2 separate regions of the Mus musculus genome follow, and region 2 is linked to region 1. The links are chromatin loops, found by intact Hi-C in ENCODE. Cell type or tissue: heart. All regions are shown on one strand. Each heading gives the region's core, and the rest is flanking DNA. Links, peaks and the distances in the headings are about the cores only. Region 1 overlaps Daam2 (dishevelled associated activator of morphogenesis 2). Region 2 overlaps Kif6 (kinesin family member 6).

Region 1 (8,333 bases), core at 228-8,227:
GCAAAAGACATTGGATGCAGGCCGACAAGTAGTTGTGCCGTTATGCTCCCCTGAGCCCTTCACAGCTTCTGTCCCCGCTGTACCTTTGTGACTACCCCATGGCTCATACATAAAAGTTCAACTTAGTTAAATAAATGGATAAAAAGGATGGATGAGGGGGGTGAGGGGATAGAGGGGTAGGGGGATATGGGATGAACAAGGTGACCAGGGAATGGATGGATCAGGAAATGGGGATGAAGGGATGAGAGGATGAGGGGTGAGGGGATGAGGGAATGGAGGGGTGGGTGATGGGGGATGGACAAGGTGATTAGGGAGTGGATGGATCAGGAAATGGGGATGAGGGGATAGGCAAGGTGATTAGGGAATGGATAGATTGGGGAATGGGGGATGGGGGATGAGAGGATGAAGGGATGAGGGGATGAGGGGATGGGGATGGAGAGATGAAGGAGTGGATAGATGAGGTGATTAGGGAGTGGCTGGATGACAGAATAGGTGGGCGAAGATATCCAAGTCTCATTTGTAAATTTCCATCTCTGAGGAGGCATGATCCTCAACCTCTGAGCTTCAGTTTCTGTAAAATTCATAAAACTATCCATGACTCAAATAACTTCTTTGGATGGAGGGGGGAAAATCACTTGATTCGTAAGACAGTCCTTTGTCATCAATCCCAGGAACCCACACTCAGGTGACAAGTACAGTAGAAGGTCCCTCTAACCCCAGTGCTATGGACACACAATTGGTGAGTACAGTAGAAGGTCCCTCTAACCCCAGTGCTATGGAAGTGGAGACAGGAGGGTCTCTGAGACATGACCAGTCAGTCTTGTATAATCAGCAAATTGCAGGCCACAGAGACACTAGATCTCAATAAATAAGGTAGATGGTACCTGACCTCTGGCCTCCATAGGCATGCATACATTGTGCAACTGAACACACACACACACACACACACACACACACACACACACGAATCCCTACAGCATTTAAACAGTAGATAAGCCCTTGGCATAGTCACCAATGCCTTCAAGGTACACAATAAATGGTACTGACCATTGTGACTCTGTGGAGATGGCCTTATCCTCCCCACCCCCAATAGAAACCCAGATCTTCATAGCATCTAGATGGCTTCCTGGCATATTCTGTTTCAGCAAATCCCCTGTTCAGACTCTGGCCCAAAGAAGAGCTAAGATTTCAGCAAAGGCCTTCCCTGAAGTAGAAGCCCTGATCTTGGAAGCACAGAAGTTGCTACTGAGTTCTGCCTTGTCCACTGGAGGCCCAAGGTCTTAGGCTTCCTCAGGCATGCGTGCATAGGTATACCTAGGCATTTGAGGTCAGCTTCACCTGTGTGCATGCCCCAGGAAGTGGGGTTAGAGGACCATCTGCTCTGCACTATGTGGTACTGGCTCAGTCCCGTTGTCCCAGCATGGACCTGGACCTTTTGCCCATGTGTTCCCATGCCAGCTCTGGTGACCGGGGCCTCTGCCTGAGGCCATGTTCCCAGGCTTCCGCAGTAACAGGCTCCCCATTCTTCCTTGCCCTTGGCACATCTGCCACCTCCCACTATGGCACTGTGTGCTATGGTCCAGGGACAGCTTTCTTCAGTCCAAGAGGACAACATGGACTTAGGGAGCAAGCCTGGTCTGTCCCCTTGCTCAGGAGGAAGAGGACTTGGCTCAAATCCCCTGCTGAGATAGACAACTTTCACTGGATATCGGATCCACAAGGTTCTGCTCTTTGCCCAGGGTCTAGAGACGATACCCTTCCAGGGCATTTTCACAAAGAACCCAGGAGCCCACTCTGGCTACACTTTATTTTGAAGGAGTAAGGGTTGCCATCTGCCCCTCCTGATCACCAGTCTTCAGACCGGCTTTAGCTTGATCCAGATGGCAAACTTCAACTTCATGCCTCAAGAATGACAGCTGGGAGGGGAGCTGAGGTTATCCCCACATGCAAGGGAATCCCAGCCCCACCCCCTCCCTGTCACCTCTGCCCATCCCATCCCACCATCAAGAATCACAACAAACCCCAGATCTGCATCCTGAAATCCACAGTCGAGGGGCAGGAGGCAGCAAGTTTCTTTCACACTCACCGGAACACATCCAATGTCCTTTTCTGAGGTCCAGACCTCAACCATCAACAAAGAGCCTTCCATGGCCCAAAGCCAAGGCCCAGCTACCAAAAGGCTTCAGGCAGGGAGTCCTGGGGGCACGGACTCCCGGGGGCGTGCAGATCATTGGAAGTGACTCTTTCCTCTAGACATTTTGAACCCAGATTGAGCTCAGGAGGATCCCAGTTGCAACCCAACAGAGCTCAGCAGGAGAAGCAGGACTGACTATCAGAATCTCAGAGTGCATAGATCATAGCTGCCTCTCTTAAAGAGACAGTCTTCCTGAAACATTCTGGATGAGCAAGACACAAGGAATAAAGGAAGGAAGGGAAAGGAAGAGGGGTAGGGGAAATTAGGAAAGAGAGGGAGGAAAGGAGGCAGGCAGGGAGGGAGGGAGGGAGGGAAAGGAAGGAAATAAGAAAGAAAGGAAGGACTGGGAAAGAAATGAGAATGAGGGAAAGTAAAGAAAGGGAAGGGAAGGGGGCAAGGGAAAGAAGAAAGGTTGGAAGGAGAGAAAGAGTGAGGGAAGATGAGACAGCGACCTTCAGGGGAAAGTGCTGGGGCAGCACTGGGCCTTACACACACACACACACACACACACACACACACACACACACACACACACAGAGGAGAGGAGCCTGGTCCCTAAGGTGAGAAGCTTATCTGCCCTCCAGACTACAGGATGTGGAGGTGGAAGATCCCTTTGTGAAGGCCAGCTTTAGTGCAGGACTGGACCCACCTAGAGAGCAATGTGATAGCCCAGAGCAAACCCAAGTGGCTCACTATAGGCAGGAAGTAAGGTAGGAACTGACCAGTCCCTCCAGGCACTGTTGCTGTGGTTCCCAGCAGAGTAGATTGCTGTCTCTTGGACAATGAGTGTGTCAAGGTCCAGATTAGACTGGATGGGGGTCAGCCTTTCATTGTCTTAGACGAGTCCAAGGAAGCCTTCCCATGTCCATCCTCAAACATTAGGATTAGCTTAAGCTTCAGAACAGGTGACCGTCAACACAGGGGGCCTGCTTGCCAATGCCCACTGGAAGGAAATGCCCCACCCTCCAGTAGTCAAACCCACCCTGTATGGAAGATGGAACTGGCTTTATTTTGTTTTAGTTTGTCCCCCTTCTTTGTAATAGTCTGCATGACCTACATTTGATAAGGGGGAGTTATTCTCTATAAAGAGAAAAAAAAACCCTAAAAGTTTCACCTCATATCTCCTGTCCGAGTATCTCAAACAACGCAGAGATCAGGCAGAGAAGATGGAGGCAGACAGTATGTGAATTCTAAGTGAAAGAAAAGCCCCTGCTCCATCATAATGTCTAGCTGCCTTCAGTCTCCTCTCCTAAGGGTCTTAAGACAAGTTTTCAGACTTTTTAAAAAAGTGTATCTCTCCCCCCCCCCCCCCCCCGTTTGCATGTGTGTGTGCATGTGCCTGTCTGTTCTTGAGTGCAGTTCCCACAAAGGCCAGAAGAGGGCATCTGATCCCTTGGAATCGGACTTATAGGTGACTGAACCACCCAACAATGCTGCTGTAAACCAAACTTAGGTCCTGTGCAAGAGCAGCACGCATAGCACTGAAGCAGCTCTCTACCACCCCTAGAGGCAGGTTTTAAATAAAATTAAAACAAGCACATTTGCTTTCAGACAAAATAGACATGAAAAGCTTTTATAAAAAGTATCAACTCACTAATTTGAATTTTTAGTTTTCTACATTCTTTAAGCTGTTTGAGACCCTTCATCAACATCTTATCTACACTCCACTCCACCCCACCCCACCCTGCTCCCAGCTTTCCTTTACATCCCACTCAGCAATAAGAGGATCAGAGATTTCAAGCCTGCCAGGGTTACTCAGTCTTCTTCCTTCAAGAACATGGGCAATTTCAAAACCAGGCTGGATAAGCCCTGCCACGATAGAGCCTTCTGCCCACTACAAGGAACCAACTGTTCCCTTCTCCAGTGCCCCAGGCTTTGCCGTGCACTGTGGTCTGAATGTCTGTGGCTTCCTCAAATTCATCTTAGTTCCCAATATGATTTCACTCAGAGACAAGGCCTTGGGAGGTGAGTGGATCTCAAAGGCTGAGCCATCACAGATGGAATTAATGTCCCTCTGAGAGAGATCTCAGAGAGCTACTGTACCATGTAAGGACACAGTATGAAGACAGCTACCAATGAACTGGGAAACCAACCCTCGCCAGATATCAGATTGGCAGCCCCCTGCCAATTGGGCTCCCATGCATGCTTGTTAAGGTCACCGCCTTGGCAATTTATTATAGCAACTTGAACTGATGAAGGCAACATCCAGAGTTTGCTGTTACAACTGACATCACTCTAGATTTTAATTAATTTCATGTCCATACACTCTTCTATGCCAGACATCTATCCAGCACCAGGAATTTGTGGCGTAAGGCAAATATGATGGTAATAATAACAATAAAAATAATTTATAATAATAATAGTAGCAGTCATCGTTATTGTTGTTTGAACATATATATTTTCAGCAGTTACTCTTAAAGTTACTCTTTTGAACTTCCTAACAGGCTGCCTTAGAAAGGTATCAGAATCAACAGATACAAATGTTATAGGGGTGGATACAGTGTCTGGGTCCTTGCGACTTTGGCCTTTGGTTTAGCTAAAGCACTTCAAAGAGCTGACTAGGCTCTCTGCCCTTGTTTGTAGCTAGACCAGGCTGTTCTGATCCCTGGCCCCTGCCCTCTGCATGCCTCCCTAGCTTGGCTGTGAGCTTCCCTTTTAGCCAGGCAGAAGTACATCAGGCTGAGATGAAGCTTCCCAGCTGATATGTAGCACAGAATCTCTTTGCTAGTGCCTGATGCAGAGCCCAGAAGGATCCTTCAAGCCTCCTGGAGGAAAATTTTGTCACCAAACTCCAGCTGGACCCAAGCAGGCAGTTGTGCGCAGCGTTGCCACTGGGAGAGGGTGTGGAGCAACTGTACACGATGCCAGCACCAGAAGGGACTTCCGAGAATGTTGTGCATCAGCTCCACTTGAGAGAGCCAGGAAAACCAGAGCCCAGCCTGGGAAGGGACTTGTCAAAAACTCAGAATGAGATGGTGGCAAAAGGACAGCTGGCCCTGCATCCAAAAAGGACACAACAGACTGGGACGATATTAAAAGGGAGTCACAGAACTCCATCAATTAGCAGGAGGTTCTTTCGTGGCAGAAGTGGTATAGATGATTCCAAATGCAGCACCAGATAGAGAAAACATGGGATAATGCAAAGAACAGTGACAGACCTGGGGATCCAGATGAGTAAGTAACATACTTGCCCCACAAGCATGAGGACCTGAGTTCAAATCCCCCAGACACACATATGAGCTATGTAAGTCAACTGTGTCTGTAATTCTGGTTGCTAAGGAGGCAGAGACAGGAGGATGCTTAGAGCTCTCTGGTTAGTTAGTCTAGCAGAATGGATAAGCTCAAGTTCACTGAAACACTGTCTCAAAAAAAAAGTTGGAAGAAGTTTAAGGAAGGTACCTTAACCTTTGGCCTCCACTGGCATGTGAAATGTATGCGTGCACATATGCACATACCCATACATACACATTTAAAAACTAACAAATAGAAAGCAGAGGAAGGTTTCAATGGCAGTATTTGTGTTTGGTCCTCCAGGAGGCCAGGCCACAGACTCACAGATCCCTTCCTGCAGCTCTCCCTAAGACATGGGCCCGTGCATCTAAGTCTATGCTGAGTTCCACATTGGCTTAGCAGAAAGTGCTGAAGGTAATACCACCGAAGACTGCGGATGGCTATGTCCCCTCATCCCCACCTAACAAAATGTGTTCAGTTGTCTATGCTGGTTATTGGTGCTTAGTCATAAAGTCTTGGTTCAGGCACCAAGCTGACAGAACGTCCTGACTAATTTGTAGCTGAGTCCAGCCATATGACTAATTCTGCTCCATAAACTAAGAGTAGAAGTTGGAAATTGTGATGGTTCATTTTGTGTGTCAATTTGGCTATGCATAGGCCCAGACGTGGGTCAAACACGGGTCCAGATGTTGCTACAAGGGGACTTTTACACTGGATCAGCATTCTAATTGGAAGACTTGGAATAAGGCAGGTTACCAAAGCTTCAACGTAGCCATCTATGGGTCTCCAGTCAGCCACCACTGTGTAGGCTGATTTTATTAAGTAAATCTATACAGATTTTGTGATGGTTTGTATATGATCAGCCCAGGGTGTGGCCCTGTTGGAGTAGGTGTTTCACTTTGGGCATGGGCATTAAGACCCTCATCCTAGCTGCCTGAAAGCCAGTCTTCTGCTTGCAGCCTTCAGATGAAGAGGTAGAACTCTCAGCAACTCATGCACCGTGCTTGCCTGGATGCTGCCATGTACCCACTTTGATGATAATGGACTGAACCTCTGAACCTGTAAGCCAGCCCCGATTAAATGTTGTCCTCATAAGAGTTGCCTTGGTCATGGTGTCTGTTCACAGCAGTAAAACCCTAACTAAGGCAGATGGGTAAACAGCAGCTTCTATTGTCTCGGCTCCTTTAGAGAAGCTTGACAAACTCAAGAATCCTCAGAGACATAGAGCTTTCCATTGGCAAATTAGAAGTTTCTGTTCACCTTCTCTCCTGGGCACTGAGCACCAGATCTAATTGGAGATTAGGGCAATGCATGACCCTTGTCTTTATCCTATCAGGGCACCTATGATCTTACAGTATGAGGTCACACATGGTCTCATTTAATCTTTATGACAGGTGCCCTGACGGGATCAGAAGTGTCAGAAGTGAGACCGGAACAGGAAATGTGGTGTTTGAGGACCTTGTAACTCTTCCCTTTCTAGGTGGGATTTGCCCACGTGTTCTTGAAGGGCTAGCCAGGCTATCCCAGCCTCCATTTCTAGATAGGTCAGGCCATCAGTCTCTTGGGTATAACCGTCATCCACTTTAAAGTAACATCTGTTTAAGAAGTCTCTGTTCCTGAGTGAATATCATGAGCAGACCCCTGCCATCATTCACAAGGAGATTGATAGCATGAGTAAGAATTAGATGTCTTGTTGTGTCACAAGTCCCTGGAATGTGGGGCTTGTTCGTTAACCAAACGTAACCAACCTCATCCTAACCGACAGGCTGGTTGTCTTATTGGAAATATGATCATGTAGAGACATCCAAGAATGTCACTCACCACAGGTATATGTCTGTCTGTGCCTTGTGTGAACTGGAATCCCTGGGGCACAAAAGAGGGTGTCAGATTCACCGGAGCTGGAGTTACGGGCCGTTGTGAGCTACCCAGTGTGGGTACTGAAAAATGAACTCAGGCCCTCAGGAAAACCAGCAAGTGCTCTTAACCACCGATCCATCTCTCCAGTCCCCCATCAAAGGATTTTGATCTCAGAGTCCACAGCCCTTCCTCCAACTGCACGGCCTCTTTCTCTGTTTGTCTTGTGGGCCTAGGAGTCTTGGGCCAGAATCCAACCACAGTCGTATCAAGGCCACCACTGTACAATCTCAATGGCGGAACTTGCCTAGGACATTCTCCGAGTTCTGCTGGGGACTCTGACCTGGATCTGGAATGAGAAGCTTTCCAAAGAACAAAATTTTCCACTCGGACAAGAATGTTAAACACGGTTTAAAAAAAAAAAAAAAAGAAAAAGAAAAAAAAAAACCACTTGGTACTAGAAACGAGTTGTTGAATATTTATAAACCCAAACCAAAGGCCATTCCCCGTGGGATTTCTTGCTGCATGAGGAGGGTCAAGAGGACCAGAAAGGGATCTAGACACAGAGCAGGCTGTCTTCAGAGGGCTTAAGTGGAGCCCTGTGGGGATTGCATCCGCCCAACACACAGGCTGCTTCTTGGAAGTCAAGAGCGACCCAGAGATAGCAGGCACCCTATATCTTTCTTATCAGTGGATACATCCTGTCCCCTAATCTTAAATACACTGCAGAGATAAACTCTGGGGCAGCATAAGATGCCTCAGGCCCCATTTATTATAGGAAGAATTTAGCTTGCCATGGCTCCCAGCAGGGAGTGCTTCTCCGTCACATTCCCCTCCCCATCCCTACACACACTCCCAGTGGACACTGGTAAATGTCTGGAGATGTTTTAAACTGTCACAACTACAGAATGTTCTATAATCTCTGGTATACAAGATAGAGATGTTACTACTAGTTATTTCACAATGTGCAGGTCAGCTTCCTACCCACCATGCACTACAAAAATTATCTGGCTCAAGACTAAACATTCTGATTGAAAGTAAATCCCATTATACA
Region 2 (8,333 bases), core at 235-8,234, 320 kb after region 1:
CACTTGCACATAGAGATGTGAGAGTTTAGGGGCAAGATATTGAGATGTGGCATGAAAGGGAGGAACAGTGTCAGCCACGTTTAGTTTTCTCAGCTCCTTGGTCACCAACCCAAGGGGCTTCGTTGGCATATACTCCCTCTGTCCACAGCAGCGCCCACGTTCCCACACATGTCCTTGCATGTGACATCAGCTCTTGCCAGTTGCAGAGAAAACTGTGGTGCATCCTTGTTTCATTTGCGTTTTCCCAAACAGCTGGCAAAACTAACAGGCCCTTTCTCATGGGCCTCGTCCTCTTTGCTGCCTAGATGGTTGGAGTTTGTGCTTTGATGCACAGCAGCTCTGTGTGCTCTGGAAATGGGGCCTTTGTCTACTGAATAGGTAGCAGATGTTTTCCTCCAGCCTGTAACTCATTTTAATTTTTGCTCTTAAGATTTTCAAAAGAAACTTAGATGGTTGCTTTTCTCTGTTTACAAAAGAAAGAAAGAAAGAAAGAAAGAAAGAAAGAAAGAAAGAAAGGAAGGAAGGAAGGAAGGAAGGAAGGAAGGAAGGAAGGAAGGAAGAAAGAAAGAAAGAAAGAAAGAAAGAAAGAAAGAAAGAAAGAAAGAAAGAAAGAAAGAAAGAAAGAGAAAAAAAGGGTGCAGGGGTGGGGGTGACACTAGTTTGCCTGGTTTGTGTGGTGTGTGTGTGTGTGTGTGTGTGTGTGTGTGTGTGTGTGTGTGTGTGTTTGTTTCTAAGTTATTGAGAATCAGGAAGTTAATTTACTCTTCCTCACTGCGACACTGCCCCTATACCCAAAAATGACACTGCAAAGATTTTTGGTGAAACATCACATCAAAGGGCACAGTGGATTTCCATCACTTGCATTAAAGCCAAGAGCCACTGCAAGAAGAAATAACAGCATGATACAGATGGTTAAGGTGTTTGCCAGGCCAGAGTTGGATGACTTCACTACTGAACTGGAAATTTTATCACCAAGTATATTGATTTGGTTGATTTAATCTATATCAAAAACATTAATCATGATACTTGAATGATTTATAATTTTTTCATTGTTTTAATTTATTTATCTATCTGATCTATCAGTATGTCTATCTGTCTGTCTACTTATCTATCTGCTTATCTATCTATCTATCTATCTATCTATCTATCTATCTGTTGTGTGCTAATGAGTGTCTGCCACAGCTCACACACATGTGAATGCCAGAGGACAATTTGGTAAGATTCAGTTCTCTCCTTTTACCTTGTGCCTCCCATAATCAAACTTGAGAGGCCAAGCTCAGTAGCAGGTACCCTTACCCATGGAGCCATCTCACCCACCCCCTTGAGTAACTCTTGTGTTGTGTTTTGTTAAATGGCTTATAAAGACAGGACAAGATGAGGCCAGGCTCTGGGAAACAGTTTTCCAGGTCACTGGAACACAGTGGTAACCACTCAGCAAGCATTGTTGTGCCTGAACACTCACTTCCTGAGACCCGGATGACAAATGCAAATAACGAAGGAGCAGGTACAGAAGTGGATATGGTGCATAGCCACAGACAAGGGACCCCAAGTCATAAAGTATCTCAATTACCTGTACCAGCCACCTAGCGTAAGCTGAGGTCCGTGCTTGAAGGCTGCAAAATAATCAACACCTTCAAGAGAAGAGTGTGACGGGTCCAGCTTCACTTCAGTCCAGTGAGAGATCTAGAACAACAGCAGGAACAGAGGAGAGCTGGCGAGGTGGCTCAGTGGTTAAGAGCATCCACCTATGAGTCAAGTCCCCTTTGTGGGATCAGATGACTTTTTTTTTCCACAGGAGTCACATGTCAGCTATTTACATTATGTAACATTAGTAAAATTTCAGTTATGAAGTAGCAACACAAGCAGTTTTATGGTTGGGGGTCACCACAAGATGTGGCACCGTACCAAAGGGCCACAGCATTAGGAAGATTGAGAACCACTGAGGAGCCTGAGGTTCGTTGAGACATACAGACCCTTGGCGAGACTGCCTTGGCCTGTCACTTCTCAGGAGGTTTTCTAGACTTAGAACTCAGCATCATCTCAGCCTGTGTTTATGAATTCAGGAGTTGTGATGGTTTGTATATTCTTGCACCTGGGAGTGGCACCATTTGGAGGTGTAGCCTTGTTGGAATAGGTGTGACCTGGTTGGAGTAGGTGTGTCACTGTGGGTATGGGCTTAATACTCTCACCCTAGGTGCCTGGAAGTCAGTCTTCCAATAGCAGCCTTTGGATGAAGATGTAGAACTCTCAGCTCTGCTTGTGCCATACCTGCCTGCCTGGATACTGCCATACTCCCATCTTGATGATAATGGACTGAACCTCTGAACCTGTAAGCCAGCCTCAATTAAATGTTGTTTTTGTAAGACTTGCCTTGGTCATGGTGTCTGTTCACAGCAGTAAAACCCTAACTAAGACAAAAGTCCACTGCAGTTACGGTATTTGTGCAAGATGAGGCCAGCAGGATCATTCAACGTTCCAGAAGACAGCCCTAGTTGGACTCAGTGGGCTGGGGAGCGAGGAGAATGAAGGGGTAAGGGGCACATATTGTAAGTGAGTTGGGGGGTGGATATCTTTATTAGGTCTTCCATTGCTGTGAACAGACACCATGACCAAGGCATCTCTTATAAAGGACAACGTTTAATTGGGGCTGGCTTATAGGTCCAGAGGTTCAGTCCATTATCATTGTGGCAGGAAGCATGGCAGCATGCAGGCAGACATGATGCTGACGAAGGAGCTGAGAGTTCTGCATCTTGAATCTGAAGGCAGCCAGGAGAAGACTGACTCTTCCACACTGGGCAGAGCTTCCACAATAGGAACTCTCAAAACCCGCCTACACGGTGACACACTTCCTCCAGCAAAGCCATACCTTCTAATATAGTAGCACTTCCCATGGGCCAAGCATATTCAAACCACCACAGTGGATGTGATCAAGGTACATTATTTGTGTATATGAAATTGTCAAAGAATAAATGAAAGATATTCAATTAAAAAAAAAGATTTTGGTCAGTCAGTACAGAATTTGGGGCTGCCAACTGCCAAGCTAAAAGCAAACCAGACTCCTAACACGCCAGCCAGGCCCCTAAGAAATTAGGCAAGACTGTCTAAAATATTTGGTTTCCTCTGCTTCTCTCTTCACTAACTTCAGGCCGAGAGTTCGCTCTTTTGTAGGAGACTATATGAACTGTGGTGAAGCTTGAAACAAAGCCATCCATGCCCCTTTAGTGGAATAGGTATACTCACTGGCATGGTGTCATCTGCCAGTGACTGCCATGCTCTCAGAGCATATGCTGGCCTTCCCAAGAGAAGTACATAGAGCAGGCTGGTGCTGGTTCCTCAACCAAGGATGCCCAGAAGTGGGTGTGTATGCATTCCTGTTCTCCTCTTCTGGGTGACAGCTGTAAAGTTTGTCACCGGTGGAATGAAACTCTAGTTGTCCATGAGGATGGTGGCTTGCTGCTGCCCTCTTCATTGGCTGCCTATCTACCCTGCTTCAGTAGCCCATACTCTTTATCCATGTTTTCTGGAGCTGTGTTCCAAATGAATCACCCACATCTGTTTCTGGAAGAAAGCAAACTAACATTAACTGAATAGCTGTTCTCCACACCCCATCACTACTTAGATATGCAAAAGTGAAAGAAGAACCATATAGAGGTGTCAGCCTGAACCTGAACTAAAGTAAGCCGAGAAGTCACAAACAGGTCCCTGTGAGAGTGTCCTCAGTAGCTTGACACTGTTAGGAATGAGGGTCCTGCTTGCTACCCAGATACTCCATTCTGTCATCTGAGCTGCTGTAGCTCACACATCACCTGCCCCTTATATCAGCGTAGTTGGTGGTTTCCGGAGAGCCAGCTGGCAAATAACAATTCCACAAGACACCCTTCCTCCACATTGTTAGAATAACACCCCACAAAGGACCATTAGCGTTTATCTGATGGCCCATCAAAAGCAGATTCCAGTCATTCCTGTGGTACAGAGAGCCATTACATCAAGCATATTCTATCCAACAAGCATCATCCTAGGGCCCAACACAACATTCTCACTAGAAATAGGTCATCATGTTCCTCATTGATGCCCACAGGTATGAAGAGAAGGGTTCTGAATATTCATGAAGAAAGCAGACAGTCTGTCTCCAGGGACACTCTAAACCCTAGAGAAGAGGCTGGGATGACCGTGAGCTTTTCCCTTCTCTCATCTCTCTCTGTCTCTCTGTGTCTCTGTCTCTTTCTGTGTCTCTGACTCTCTGTGTCTCTCCGTCTCTCTTCTCTCTGTCTCTCCCTGCCCCATCTCTCTCCCCTCAGCACAACCCACTACCCATCCCTCACTACACACAACTCCTAATCAAGAACAATTTCAGGTTGAAGCCCTGGATGCCCCCTGGGATAAGGAACAATCCTGAGATTCCTCTGTTAATTCTTTGGCCACTTCCCTGGCCTCCTAACGCTGTGGACCAAATCTGGATCAGGTGTGTTGGTTTTGGACCCCACGAGGCCTGGCCAGCGTGGCCAGTAGAGAGCTGTCTGCAAAACATTAGCTCTTGATATTTTTTAAGGAGGGTGAAAAAGAACACATTTAACAGGATTTCATTTCTTCAGCATTTTGTGAGTTAGGCTTGGCCCGAGTTGGGAATATAATCATCTCAACTGTGTTTGAGAGAATGCCGTGCCCTTCCCAGTTTGCAGGGTCTTCTTGCCCCAGGAAGCCACCCTGTTCTTGTTCCTGGAGAGGTGACAGCTCTGAAGGAAATTTCTCCCAATGACTCCCACATGTCTCAGACCTTGCCAGTCCACAGCAGCCAGAACTGGCCTTCCTTTTATTCCCAAAAGACCATGGCCAAAGTCCTACTGGCTTTGCCCCTGGAAATTAGTTCACTCATCTCAAAATAAGTCCCCAGCTGGTCCCCGAAAGGACTGTCCTCTAAAATAGCCTGGGGTTTGTGCCTGGAATCTTTCCCTCGCTGACTTCCTGTATCTACTTCCATGCAGCAAGGGCTGCCACCTGCTGGGTACAGTGGCTTCTGGGGATGGCATTGCTGGTAGCCACTACAAAGATTAAGAACCTAAATGTCCCTGGCCACCACATCTCATGAGGCCTAGCAGATTTCTCAAAAACTGTGAGAAGGCTCCCAGAGAGTGGCGTGGGGCTCACGGAGAGCTGCCATCATTGCCCTGCCCTTGGGGCACTAACTGACCCCAGATGGATTCGTGTCACACAGGAGTGAGGGCCCAGGCATCTATTGACATATCCACTCTCTCCTTGATACTGGACCGCTAACCCTGGCAAGAAGGTGCATAAGTCATTTTCCAAAACTATGGACTCGGCCAGGCAGGGTGGTATAGGACTTAAATCCTAGCCCTCAGAGGTAGAAACAGATGGATCCCTGTGCCTTAAAGCTAGCCTGGTCGTTGTAGAAAGTTCCAGAGTAGCCAAGGCCTGCCTTTAAAGAAAAAAAAAAAGCAAAACCATCTATGGCCTATTCAGAAAGTTTGTTAACAGAGTGCAGTTGCCAGCAGAAGTCACTGTTTCTCGTGGCATCTCATTAAGTTCGCCTATTGTTGTGACTGCCTTCACTCCAATGCAAAGTGAGACCAAGATCGGGCTGTAAGTCCCACCCAGCATCCCAGCATCCTTTCCCCAGATGCTGAAGCAACTGCACTGACAGGAGCAGGCCTCTGCATTAAAATGCTCTCTGGATTCTGTAGGGTTTCTTGTGGCTCCTTGAGCCCTGTGGCCCCCACAATCCTCCCTCCCCTCTTCCACAGGATTCCCTGAGCTCCGCCTAATGTTTGCCTGTGGGTCTCTGCATCTGTTTCCATCGGATGATAGATGACCATCGGATTAGACACCAATCTATGAGTATAGCAGAGTATCATTAGGCATCATTTCACTGACATTTTTTTTGCCAGTCATGTTTGGTTCTATCCTAAGTCTCTGAGCATCCAGCCTCTGTGACCTGACACTCCAGGCGGTGTCAGGAGTGGGCTCCCTCTCATGGAAGAGTCTCATAAAGGTTCACAGAGAGACTGAAACGACAACCAGGGAGCCTGCCTAAACTAACACAGGCCCTCTGTGTGTATGTTACTGTTGTGTAGCTTGCTCTCCTTGGACTCCTAACAAAGGGAATGGGGACTGTCTCTGACTCTTTCGAAAGATTTTGGGACCCTTTTTCCTCCTACTGGGTTGCCTTGTCCAGCCTTAATACAAAGGGATATGCCTAGTCTTACAGCAACTTGATATACCATGTTTGGTTGATATCCATGAGAAGCCTGACCTAGGATGGGGGCCTGGAGGAGAGGAGGGAGGGAAACTGGAGTCAGGATGTAAAAATAATAACAATAATAAAATGTTCTCCAGAGAAACAAGAGGCAAGAGGATGTCTGGACACAAGGAGAGGGTTAAAAGAGGAGGTTGCAAAATCGTAGGGGCTGCAAAATTCACTTCTGCAGGGCAGGCCTGCAGGCTGGAGGGCCAGAAAGGTGTCAGAGTTCGGTTCATGTCCAGAGGCGGCCTAGAGTCAGAATTTTTTCTCCTTTGGGGCATTTTGGTCTATTTTCTCATTCTTTTTTTAAAGTCGTTAACTGACAACTGATCAGGTGAGGACCACTGCCAGTTAAAGAAAGTAATCAGCTTTATTCCAAGTCTGATGTGTGTGGTGTGTGTGTATGTGTGTGTGTGTGGTGTGTGTGTGTGTGTGTGTGTGTGTGTGTGTGTGTGTGTGTGTGTGTGTGTGTGGTGTATGTATATGTGTGGTGTGTGTGTGTGTGTGTGTATGTGTGGTGTATGTATATGTGTGGTGTGTGTGTGTGTGTGTGTGTGTGTGTGTGTGTGTGTGATGTGTACATGACTGGCTATCTGTGTGCATCTGCTTACTTGTCTCTGTGTTATGATATGTGCACATATTTGTGTGTGCATATGTGTGTGTGTGTGCACATGAATGAATGTTCATGTGGAGACCAGAGGTCTATGTTGGGTGTCTTTCTCGATTTTTTTGGACATGGCTTACACTGTACCGAGAATTCATGGATTTAGCCAGGTTGGCTAACCAGTAAGCTCTGGGGACTCTTCTGCCTCCACACACCCCTTTAATGCCGGACTTACAAACACATGCTGCCACATATAGCTTTTACACACATTCTGGAGCTCCAAATTCAAGTCCTCATGTTTGCACAGCAGGTGTTATCCCTGCCAAGCCATCTCTCCAGTCCCAAAGTCTGTTGATTTCAATAGAATACAGACAAGTTGGATGAAGCATTTAGGTACCGACCTCCAGCCAAGTTGACACATCAAATTCACCGTCAACCTTGAGTGCACACATAGCTACTTAGGGTTAAGGTTAGGGGTGAGGAGAACCTCTTACTTGCCTGGCTATAGTCTGTGTTTCAGAACTCGGAATTCAGAGCCAAACGTATAAGTCTTGCCACAAAGCACCTATGCTTGAGATAGTTCCTTCTTAGACTCTTCCCCAGAAACCATGGTGGGTATTTACTGTATATGTGCAAGCTTCAAAAGGTTTACTAAAATTGTTATCTCAAGTAAGGCTGTGTTTGCCTCAGAGAAAATATCCAGATTCCCCTGAAGAAAGCTGAGCCTGGAGATTACAGTCCTCCCAAGATCAGTGATCCTGGTCTCCCGGAGAGCCTGTTAGACCACTGGAACAGGCCTCTTCCCAGAATGCCTGCCTCCCGGCAGCTGGGGATAAATGGAGTCCACAAGTAAAGCCCGTGTCTGCTACTGTGAGAACTGCAAACAGGTTCTGGGCCCTGGGAATGACACCCAGGTCTCCTAGTTCCCTCATTCATTCATTCATCCATCCATTCAGAGACGGAGTCTCACCGCATGGCCATTAGTGTGAAGTCTGAAATGGAGAATTTCACAGCCCTTGCTCAGCTTCCCCAAGTACTGGGCTTGCAGGCAGGTGTCACAACGCCTGGCTCCACATCCTAAGTGCAGAAGTCCACCTGTCCGTAGCCGAGAAGGAGCAGTACCTCCCTGTGTTATAAAAACTCATTACTGAGGAACGATTGTGTATATGAAAGACAAGATTGGGTCTGCGAAGAAGTCTAAGAAAATGCCCACTATGTTTGCAGATTCACAGGGAGAAAGCAGTAAGCCCGTAAAGTAAATAACTATATGAATGAGGCCGAAAATGAGGCTCCATGGTAACTGCCTAGCATGCATGAGGCCCTAGGTTCCATCCCCAGCATAGACAAGTGCACACACACACACACACACACACACACACACACACACACACACAGAGAGTTGAACAGTATTTTAAGTACCACCAATTCGCCTGGCCTGCGTCTGTCATGTGACCCATGCTTTCATCATTTCTA

What was found. A loop is a pair of places that touch in the nucleus more often than their neighbours do. Peaks named below come from ENCODE experiments on the same cell type or tissue, not always from the same donor. Only the 100,000 strongest peaks of a DNase experiment are listed, where the experiment ranks them.
Region 2: a loop joins it to region 1, with 5 times the contacts of the local background. A loop is called at or near these places in 6 of 42 quality-filtered maps.

Annotation. Positions count from the first base shown.
Region 1 is chr17:49,526,789-49,535,121 of GRCm38, forward strand. All of the region lies in intron 1 of Daam2 (dishevelled associated activator of morphogenesis 2), which reads right to left. Among named protein-coding and RNA genes, the nearest start is that of Gm52301, 22 kb to the right of the region's middle. In heart, for the core only: CTCF peaks have their summits at 3,646 and 5,024; DNase peaks (open chromatin) are centred at 5,093, 7,573 and 7,863; H3K27ac peaks cover 232 bases.
Region 2 is chr17:49,847,448-49,855,780 of GRCm38, forward strand. All of the region lies in intron 15 of Kif6 (kinesin family member 6), which reads left to right. Among named protein-coding and RNA genes, the nearest start is that of Gm16555, 30 kb to the left of the region's middle. In heart, for the core only: a CTCF peak has its summit at 4,999 (motif pointing left); a DNase peak (open chromatin) is centred at 4,864; H3K27ac peaks cover 1,438 bases.